Regions from separate parts of the Homo sapiens genome. Here region 2 is linked to region 1. A link is a contact called in ENCODE Hi-C or POLR2A ChIA-PET data. All regions are on one chromosome and are shown on one strand. Each heading gives the region's core, a stretch centred on a gene start or an enhancer-like site at or near the end of the contact. The rest is flanking DNA. Distances are from core to core; before and after follow the strand shown.

The links. A loop is a pair of places that touch in the nucleus more often than their neighbours do. ChIA-PET counts read pairs that join two places held with the same protein, here RNA polymerase II (POLR2A). Pooled maps may share reads with other maps.
Region 2: a map of endothelial cell of umbilical vein shows a loop between it and region 1 (14-fold over the local background). The contact joins the promoter of CYP39A1 here to the enhancer-like site in region 1. A Hi-C loop is called at or near these places in 3 of 168 maps with a recorded cell type or tissue (PC-3, chondrocyte and endothelial cell of umbilical vein) and 5 of 50 pooled maps. POLR2A ChIA-PET finds 5 or more read pairs at or near these places in 1 of 52 experiments (MCF 10A).

The regions. Positions count from the first base shown.
Region 1 is chr6:46,987,734-46,992,827 of GRCh38, forward strand. No RefSeq gene overlaps it. Among named protein-coding and RNA genes, the nearest start is that of ADGRF1, 52 kb to the right of the region's middle. Within about 2 kb of position 3,170, at least 8 of the 41 ENCODE cell types and tissues checked have a DNase peak (open chromatin) inside an H3K27ac peak, as active enhancers do; they include PC-3 and endothelial cell of umbilical vein, where a contact is called at or near this core.
Region 2 is chr6:46,650,450-46,655,221 of GRCh38, forward strand. CYP39A1 (cytochrome P450 family 39 subfamily A member 1) reads right to left here and starts at 2,369. Exons shown (of 12, transcript NM_016593.5): 1 at 1,957-2,369. The coding sequence starts at 2,133. It overlaps SLC25A27 (solute carrier family 25 member 27), which reads left to right and starts at 2,526. Exons shown (of 9, transcript NM_004277.5): 1 at 2,526-2,849. The coding sequence starts at 2,744. RefSeq lists enhancers at 2,274-2,323, 2,554-2,683 and silencers at 2,344-2,433, 2,864-2,963.

The sequences.
Region 1 (5,094 bases), core at 1,920-4,419:
TTTGTGCACATTAACTAACCTTTCTTCATCTGTCTTCCCCCTTCCCAATCTCTGGTAGCCATCATTCCTCTCCACCTCCATGAGATTAACTTTTTTATATATGAGTGAGAACATGCAATCTTTTTCTTTCTGTGCCTGGCATGTTTTGCTTGATATAATGTTCTATAGTTCCATCCATATCCCTGCAAATGGCAGAATTTCATTCTTCTGGATCATATAGTAGATTTATTTGAAATTTTTTGAGGAACTTCCATACTGTTTTCCAGAGTGGCTCTACTAATTTGTCTTCCTACCAACAGTGCACTGACATTCCCTTTTTTCAGCATCCTCACCAGTATTTGTTACTTGCTGTCTTTTTAATAATAGCCATTTTAACTAGGGTCCAATGATATCTCATTGTGGTATTGATTGCCATTTTCCTAATGATTGCTGATAATGAACAGTTTTTCATATGCCTGTTGGCCTTTTGTATGCTTCTTCTGTAAAATTGAGCAGGCATTGCCTAAGCCATCTGGATAAAATACCCTTAAAGGAATGTTTTGCCTGAAACATTCATGGCCCACTGACCATACTTTTACAAATTTGGGCTTATTTTTTCTTCTGAAAAAGAGGAAGTAAAAAGAAAATTACTGATTGCCTATCATATTACAGGCACCAAACAAGCTGCTTTAACTTTACCTCCATTTAGGTTTCCAAAGAACCCTGCAAGGTAAATGTCATCTTTCTCATTTTACAAATAAAAAGGAATAAGATGGCCTGTCCAAGGTGGTCAGTAACAGAATTGAGGTTTGAACTCTGTCTATTGTCCCCAAAGACTGTGTTTTCCTCTATGCACATTGCTTTTCAGTAGTAATGATGTTCTATAGAATTCATGTTTTATTATTAACATTAGTGTCATTAATGTAAATAACAGCCACCATTTGTTGAATGCTTACTAAATACCGGAATCCTAAGAACTTTCAGGCTTCTCTCATGTACTCTCAACAATAACTTTACAGATGAAGTAACCAAACTTTGGTAATGTAACCAAGTTAATATGGTTAGTAAGTGTTGGAAGCAGGCCTCAAACCCATTTCTTTCTTTTTAACAGTTCTATTACATTTTCCAGAATACTACCACCCAGCATTAATCACTTCTCTGCTCACATCATTACCAAGACTTTCTTGCTTACTGATGCTCACAGAAGTGTTGCTAATAGAAAATAAAATGGAAACAAGTTCTCACCCCCATCCCCTACTCTCCAGCTTCACAATTCTGCTGATCCTAACCTCCAGCCCTTGGTCTCTAACATTCCCTATCTCAGTGGTTCCCAAATTTGAGTGTGCACCAGAGTCACCAAAGAGCTTGCTAAAATAACAGGTCCCTGGGGCTCTGCTCTGGAGTTTCTAATTCAGAAGGTCTGGGGAGAAGTCCAAGAATTGGCATTTCCAATAAGTTCTAGGTGACACTGATGCTGCCCGCTGGGGATACTCCTGAGAACCATTCTCTGGTCTAAGAGAAAGCAGGCTATGAGAAATTCATATTGTTGCAGACTTTCATATGTAAACAATTATCAGCATAGATGATAGAAGTGATTCCACGAATGTGACTTTTTTATTTCACCCTTTTTAAATTAGTTGTTGGGGAAGGGGTGGCTGCATAACATTTCCCACAATGTGGTGAAGTAGAAGACAGATAGGGCTGGCTCTCCTGCCCAGACTACCTCAGGAAGAGAGAGTCACATTATCACCAGTGCCAGGCAAAGCTTTCATGCTGTGAAGAATTATCCTTGGCAGTGCCCAGCAGCATGTTGTCATGGAATTCAAAGCTGCCTTGCCCATCCGTGTTCAGGGATATGGCTGAGATCTAAGAACTAGGAAACCTTATCCACAAATCCAATGTGTCCCTTGGCAGCACATCACACTGAGGAACTCCTTTGCTCTGGTTTCGAACATCAGGTCAGAATTCCAAAGGGGCGTTGCCTCCCATTTGGTTGGCATAATGTAGCTGTTGGCAATGTTTTATCTACAATTTCTACCCAGCAAGATAAAGTCTTGCCAAACCCATTTGGGCTGCTATTCTTCAGTGATAAATTTCTCTTCTCCCAGCGTGATACTCATGAAGAGACCCAGAATTATAGAAAGTCAGAGATAGAAGAGACCTTTAAGCTTATCAGATGAATGTGGATCTGTGGTTTTACAGATGGGAAACTGAAATACAAGGAGACAACAGGAAGAAGCTAGACCCCAAGTCTCCCAAAGACTCCCTGTCCCACAGAAAAATCTCCCCATTCCCCCACAGGAGCCAATCAAGGAAATACAACTGGGCACATTTGGTTAAGATCAAGCCAGGTGAAATGTGGACCCCCTATGGGAGAATTCATGGTAATCAGTGAACTAGGGGGACTCTTCCCCATCACCTCTTTTAGTTCTTTTCTCCAGTCTCACCCCTCCTCCACTTTGCCCAGGTTAGCAGGAGACTCTCAGATAAAGGATATGGAAAAATTACCTCATGGCGTGGTGTTAAGAATGTTATTCTGTTAAAAGACAGCCCCAGTGTACAATTTCTCTCCAAAAGGGATACACATCTATGGATAAAATATAATCTGTTGCTGCTTCCTGAGGTGAGGTCAGTGGGGAGGCTTTCCGAACAAGGGAGGGGAGCTTGCTAAGGTGAGCCCACGCCACAGTGGTGAAGGCTGAGGAGTTAACTGCAAAGCAGCCCTGAGCGTTCCAGGCCAATCCCTGGGGACCTCGCAAATCTCTGTACTGCATTCAAGTCACTGTTTTATGTTTGTTTGTTTTATTTTGTTCCCTCCACCCTAAGACCTTGGGTACAAAGTGGAATCTGTAAACAGTTTTATGTAATTCATCCACGGAAGTGGGGCTCTAGGCTGACAAACCTATATAAAATTTTCCAGACTATTCCTTCCCAAAGTAAGAAATGAATCCAAAAAGCACAGAATATTTCTAATCTATTTTTCAAACCACATATTTGAATTAACTCTGTTTTGCCCAAGGTATCCAAGGTATAACCCATTGATACGACTCAAATAATAATAATAATAAACAAAAACACTGTTTTTCTAGCAGATAAAAATTCCGTGACACCCATGGCTACTTCCCGCTTTGCTTAAAGCAGTCTTCAGTGTTTACCAGCACACTTGGGCATAAATCCAGGAAACAGAGGCATTGTTTGCCATCAGGAAACAGAGCTATTACAGTTACAGATCCCTAATCTCCTTTATTATACAAACCAAAGCAGCAACAATGCAGATTGCCCTTAATTAGAGTGGTGAGATTAAAACGCCTTTTGCACCCTCAAATTCAAGAGTGAATTTCAGGTGTATTTAAGGTTTAAGGAAGTTGTCCAGGATTTATTTCTTGGTCTGGACTGCCCCCTGAAGTTTGATAAGGGTAAGTACAGTATAGGCCTACTGCCTTCTTATAAAATGCAGATTGTCTTTCCACAGAAGAACCACTTGAGGTTGTCGCAAGATGGCTAGGTATTGACAGAATGTATCTCAAAATAATAAGAGCTATTTATGACAAACCCACAGCCAATATCATACTGAATGGGCAAAAACTGGAAGCATTCCCTTTGAAAACCGGCACAAGACAAGGATGCCCTCTCTCACCCCTCCTATTCAACGTAGTATTGGAAATTCTGGCCAGGGCAATCAGGCAAGAGAAAAAAGTAAAATGTATTCAATTAGGAAAAGAGGAAGTCAAATTGTCCCTGTTTGCAGATGACATGATTGTATATTTAGAAAACCCCATCGTCTCAGCCAAAAATCTCCTTAAGCTGATAAGCAACTTCAGCAAAATCTCAGGATACAAAATCAATGTGCAAAAATCACAAGCATTCCTATACACCATTAACAGAAAACAGAGAGCCAAATCACGAGTGAACTCCCATTCACAATTGCTGCAAAGAGAATAAAATACCTAGGAATCCAACTTACAAGGGACGTGAAGGACCTCTTCAAGGAGAACTACAAACCACTGCTCAATGAAATAAAAGAGGACACAAACAACTGGAAGAGCATTCCATGCTAATGGATAGGAAGAATGAATATCGTGAAAATGGCCATACTGCCCAAGGTAATTTATAGATTCAATGCCATCCCCATCAAGCTACCAATGACTTTCTTCACAGAATTGGAAAAAACTTCTTTAAAGTTCATGTGGAACCAAAATGAGCCCACATTGCCGAGACAATCCTAAACAAAAAGAACAAAGCTGGAGGAATCATGCTACCTGACTTCAAACTGTACTACAAGGCTACAGTAACCAAAACAGCATGGTACTGGTACCAAAACAGATATATAGACCAATGGAACAGAACAGAGCCCTCAGAAATAACACCACACATCTACAACCATCTGATCTTTGACAAACCTGACAAAAACAAGCAATGGAGAAAGGATTCCCTATTTAATAAATGGTGCTGGGAAAACTGGCTAGCCATATGTGGAAAGTTGAAACTGGATCCCTTCCTTACACCTTATACAAAAATTAATTCAAGATGGATTAAAGACTTAAATGTTAGACCTAAAACCATAAAAACCCTAGAAGAAAACCTAGGCAATACCACTCAGGACATAGACATGGGCAAGGACTTCATGACTAAAACACCAAAAGCAATGGCAACAAAAGCCAAAATACACAAATGGGATCTAATTAAACTAAAGAGCTTCTGCACAGCAAAAGAAACTACCATCAGAGTGAACAGGCAGAATGGGAGAAAATTTTTGCAATCTACCCATCAGACAAAGGGCTAATATCCAGAATCTACAAATAACTCAAACAAATTTACAAGAAAAAACCAAACAACCTCATCCGTAAGTGGGCAAAGGATATGAACAGACACTTCTCAAAGGAAGACATTTATGCAGCCAACAGACACATGAAATCATCATCATTGGTCATCAGAGAAATGCAAATCAAAACCACAATGAGATACCATCTCACGCCAGTTAGAATGGCAATTATTAAAAAGTCAGGAAACAACAGATGCTGGAGAGGATGTGGAGAAATAGGAATGCTTTTATACTGTTGGTGGGAGTGTAAATTAGTTCAACCATTATGGAAGAGAGTGTGGCGATTCCTCAAG
Region 2 (4,772 bases), core at 1,119-3,618, 340 kb before region 1:
TTAGTAGTAAAACATCAAATAATGCAGTCATATTCTTTTTTTTTTTTTTTTTTTTTTTTTTTTTTTTTTTAAGAGACAAGGTCTCGCTCTGTTGCCCAGGCTCGAGTGCAGTGGCTCAATCATAGCTTACCGGAATCTGGAACTCCTGAGCTCAAGCAATCCTCCCGCCTCAGCCTCTCGAGGAGCTGGGACTACAGGCATGTGCCACTGGACCAGATTAAATTTTTTATTTTTCTATTTAGTTTTTGTAGAAATGAGGTCTTGCTATATCTCCCGGGCTGGTCTTAAATTCCTGGCCTCAAGCAATCCTCCCACCCCTGCCTCCCAAAGTGTTGGGATTACAGGTGTGAGACACAGAGTCCAGCAATAACTTGTTTTGTTTAGTCAGGAAAGCAATAGAGACCTCACAAATATTTAGCCTTCTGACACAAGCTTGTAAAAAAACAGTTCCTTAAAAATTATCAAGATCATATGCATAAGGAAGGCTGTGGGAGACAAAGGAGTATTTCTTTAGGAGATATAATGTTTCATCTATCAGACTAGCAAAAATTGCAAAGAATTATGGTATTCAGTATGGCCCAGGATTTGAGAAGTTAGGCAATTGCATACAGTCAATGGAAAATAAAAATTGCATATTCATACTTCTTTTTCCAAAAGTAACACATTCATATAAACAATTTAAGTGTGCATGTCCTTTGACTCAGCAATTCTACTCCTAGGAATTTATTCTGAGTAAACAATCAGATAATTGCAAAATGTACAACCACACAATCAATACATGCACACAAACACGCAAGAATGTTCACTGAAGCACTGGCTGAAAGAAAAAAGTTTGGCAGCAACCTATAAACCCAACTATTGAGATTTAAGTAAACTATTGTATCCTCCTATGACAAAATATAGCCATAAAAGGAAGATTCAAAGTATTTCATGGTACAGGAAAGTCATTCACATTATATGTTAAAATCAAAAGCACATAAAAGAGTATTATACTATTATTCCATTGTTGTTCATTAAATAGTTGTAAATACATAGGAAAATGACCAAAATAATATAAATACACTAAATTTTTACAGTACAGCTGGTGTGATATTCTGGGTTATTTTTATTTTCATCTTAGTTCTCTTTAATTTTCTATATGTTTTTTACTAAATTGGAATCTCAGAGATTTTGAAGGCAAATGATCAGTGGTAAAATAATGCTACTACGTATAAATTCATTCTACAAATTGGGCTAACCAGATGGAAAATGGGTCACCACAGAAAGTATTATAATTCATAAGAATAATTATAATATCATACAAATTTATTAGACAATCAAATACCATAAAATATTTGTGACTGGAAATTGAATAAAACTTAAAAGACATTAATAAAGGTCTGTTCCTTAAAGTGCTCAGACATTTAAAAGATACTTTCAAGACAAAAACATCTACTACAAGGAGGATTACTAGTCTCTTCAGGCCGTAGTGAAAATGGAGTACATCATCATCAAATAACAACGTCAGCTAAAAATACAGAGCCTGTTTATTGTGTACGGACCAACTGTGCAAGCAATTTGTACAATACTTTGGTGTTAACTCCAATTTGGATACGAATTACTCATTTTCACAAACTTAAATTGGATTACACTTTATCTTTCCCAATTACTGAAAACATTTACTTAACACATACACATTTGGAACTTAACTTCGATGAAGTAAAAATACGAAAAGTTAATCTCTACTTCCAAAAATGTCGATGCACGCTGCAATTGTATTTCATTTCTTTCGCAAAATTTTGCACAGGATATTGTTGTTAATTGTTAGTAGAGGAATTCAGAAATGACTAGATCCTTTAGTTGAGGCAAGCAGGTATGTTCCCCGTGTTCTAGCCCTGCACTTAAGAGTCAATGAAAGAAAGTTTAAAAAAGAAAGCATTGTCTCCTCTGGAGACCCCGTCTGCCACGACCACATACCTTGATTCTTGCTTTCTCTATAAATTCTAGAGGGGCTTTCCCAAACTCAAATCCAACTCCAATCCAAGGAATCCAGCCCTTGATGCACGGGGGTCTACGCAAATTCTTCCGCTGAAGGAGTAAGAACAGAGCAAGGCAACCCAGGATTATAATCACTGTTGGGGAAATTAGTTCCATGTTTTTGTCCAGCACCTTCCAGAAGCAGAAAAGTGTGAAACAGTCCTGCCGTCCCTTGCTTCTTTTCTGTGGGCTACGGAACCTGTCGGGACTCCCAACCTTTCTGCTGCAACTTTTGCAGCTCTCCTTCGTAACTGTAGCTTCCTTCCTCTGTCCCAGTTTTCAGGTGATTTTTCCATTGTCGCTCCCTCCCACCTCCACTTCTCTTTGAATCTCAGCCAGCGCGGAAAAAATGCAAGGAGGGGCAGGGCCGGGCTAGGACTGACGGGCGAGAACCAGCCGCGTTGCCATGGAGGCCGGGGGCGGAGCCGCAGAGGGACCCGCGGCCGGCCAATCAGAGACGTAGCGGAGCCCGGCGGACTACATTGCCCAGTAACCTCCTGGGCTCCGCTGTGTTTTTCTATTCTGGGGTGTAAGGGGCAGCTGGACCACTCCAGCTGGGACTGCTAGGAAGGTTGCGGGTCCACCCGGCCGAGCCGAACGAGGGAAATGGTCCTCACCCGGCCACTCGCCGGTTGAAAAGGGGCCGCCCTGGCAGGGAAGCGGCCGCCGCGGCGCGGTGCAGCGCAGCGGCGAGAAGGAGTGCGTTATCGTCTTGCGCTACTGCTGAATGTCCGTCCCGGAGGAGGAGGAGAGGCTTTTGCCGCTGACCCAGAGATGGCCCCGAGCGAGCAAATTCCTACTGTCCGGCTGCGCGGCTACCGTGGCCGAGCTAGGTACCCGGCTGCCCACGCCTGGGCCTCCCGGGCCAGTGGCACGCGCCGCGCTGGGGGAGGGTGCGCGGGCGGCTTCGCGCCCGGCAGTGCGCATCGGAGAGGTCGCCCCTTCCATGCCCGCCTGGCAGAGGTGGCGGTGGAGGCCAGGCCCGCGGTGGGAGGAGGAGGGATTGAGGTCTCCACGGCCTTTTCCTTCTAATCTCTTCTAATGCTTCCCTTAGGCATGTGCTGTGGTGCTTGAATGTTGTACTTTAAGAAGCTTCGCGAGCTGTCATTCCTCTGTAGGAATCATTTTCCTTTTCATGAGGATGACCTTTTTAAAAACGTAATCTGTTTTCCATCCTTACTGAGATCATCTCTGTGGTTTATAGTCTTACACAGCCACACTGTCATTATCTTGTGGGTCCAAGTTGTGGACCTACCTTGTGGGACTTCCGTTATTAACCTGCCACTCACAGAGCATCGACTACTTGACCTCTTTGAGTGTAATTCATCTATACTGTTTACCTTGCAGGATTCTGAGAAGTCAATAATATATGATTGCTAAACCCAAGGCAGGACACCCATTAGTTGCGACATTTTTATAATTCCTACAATACCAGGGACTGTGGATATATATTTGAAAAGACCCAGTTCTGACCTTCTTACAGGCTGCTGGGGAGACAGAGAAAGACAATTATAATGTGCTACTTGTTATAATGAAGATATTATTAGGTGTCATAAAAGCATAGAAGAGCAGTTACATCTGCCTACATGAGTAAGAAAAAACTTTAAGAGGCCATCTAGAGTGGAATGATGATGCCCTTGAATGAGCAAGTAGCGTTTATTCCAAGGATTTTGTGAGTAGTATACTCATGTGTTTCCTGTGAAGCCTTAACTGTGTATTTTAAGATTACCCTTACATTTTCTTGCCTGTTACAAAAAAATAAAAAGAACAGTTCTGATGCGTTATCATTTGTAAATGTTAGTTGGTCCTATTTTAAGAGTTTATTTTTTAATTCTAGCATAGCCAGCCATGATCAGTTGTTTCGTGCTCTTCCATTTTTGCCTTTTAGCCCCTCTATTTTTTAATGTCTCTCCTTTCGAAAATGATGGAGAATTTTTACTTTTCATTGTTTTTACTGAAATAAAATTCATCAGCTTAAAAAGATCTAAAAGCAGATTGCTGAATGATATTTCCAGGTTTTATTTTTAATTGATGTGTCCCCCTCTGACTCAATGGCTTTTATACAGGACTATTCCTCGTTAAAAATTCATGGAGAGAATTGTGTGTGGAGAATGGATGGGAATCAAAATGTGGGATGGTTTTAAGTACAAACCACTTCAGGAACCTGAAGCATCATTTAACAAACCAGCGAGAAAACAAAACTTATTTTGAAAGACATAATCTGTGTAATATGGAGAAATCTATTAAGATTTTTCAGGTTTCATATGTCAATAAAATATTGCTTGAAGTCTATGCAAGCTACTTCTGTTCTAGGGAAACTGTCAGCAAGATACTAACTTTTCCAAAAACCAGTGGTAAGATTTAATATTCACTTCCCTTCCCCACATTGTTTTCTCTTGGAAAAGGTATACTAAGGTTTTGTGTCAGGTGGTGGTCATTGAAAAGTCTTATATAATGTAAGTAATGTTCATGAACTTGTCTGAATGTTATTATTTTAATTATTCAGGACGTTTTCTGTATAAGGTTATGAGCTCTATCTTCCTTATGTAGGCCGTTTAGCTTAACTGTATTAAGGTAAAAGGTCTGTATCTAATTTAAAACTTAAAACCAAAAAATTTTTCCAAAATACAGTTAGTACTTGTAAGGAGGCCATGAGTAGGCGATGCATATAATTTAGTGCTGGAAAAATAATTCCATATATGCTTTAATTGAAAGGATATTGAGCTTATGACCCTTGCATATAAAAGACAACATTA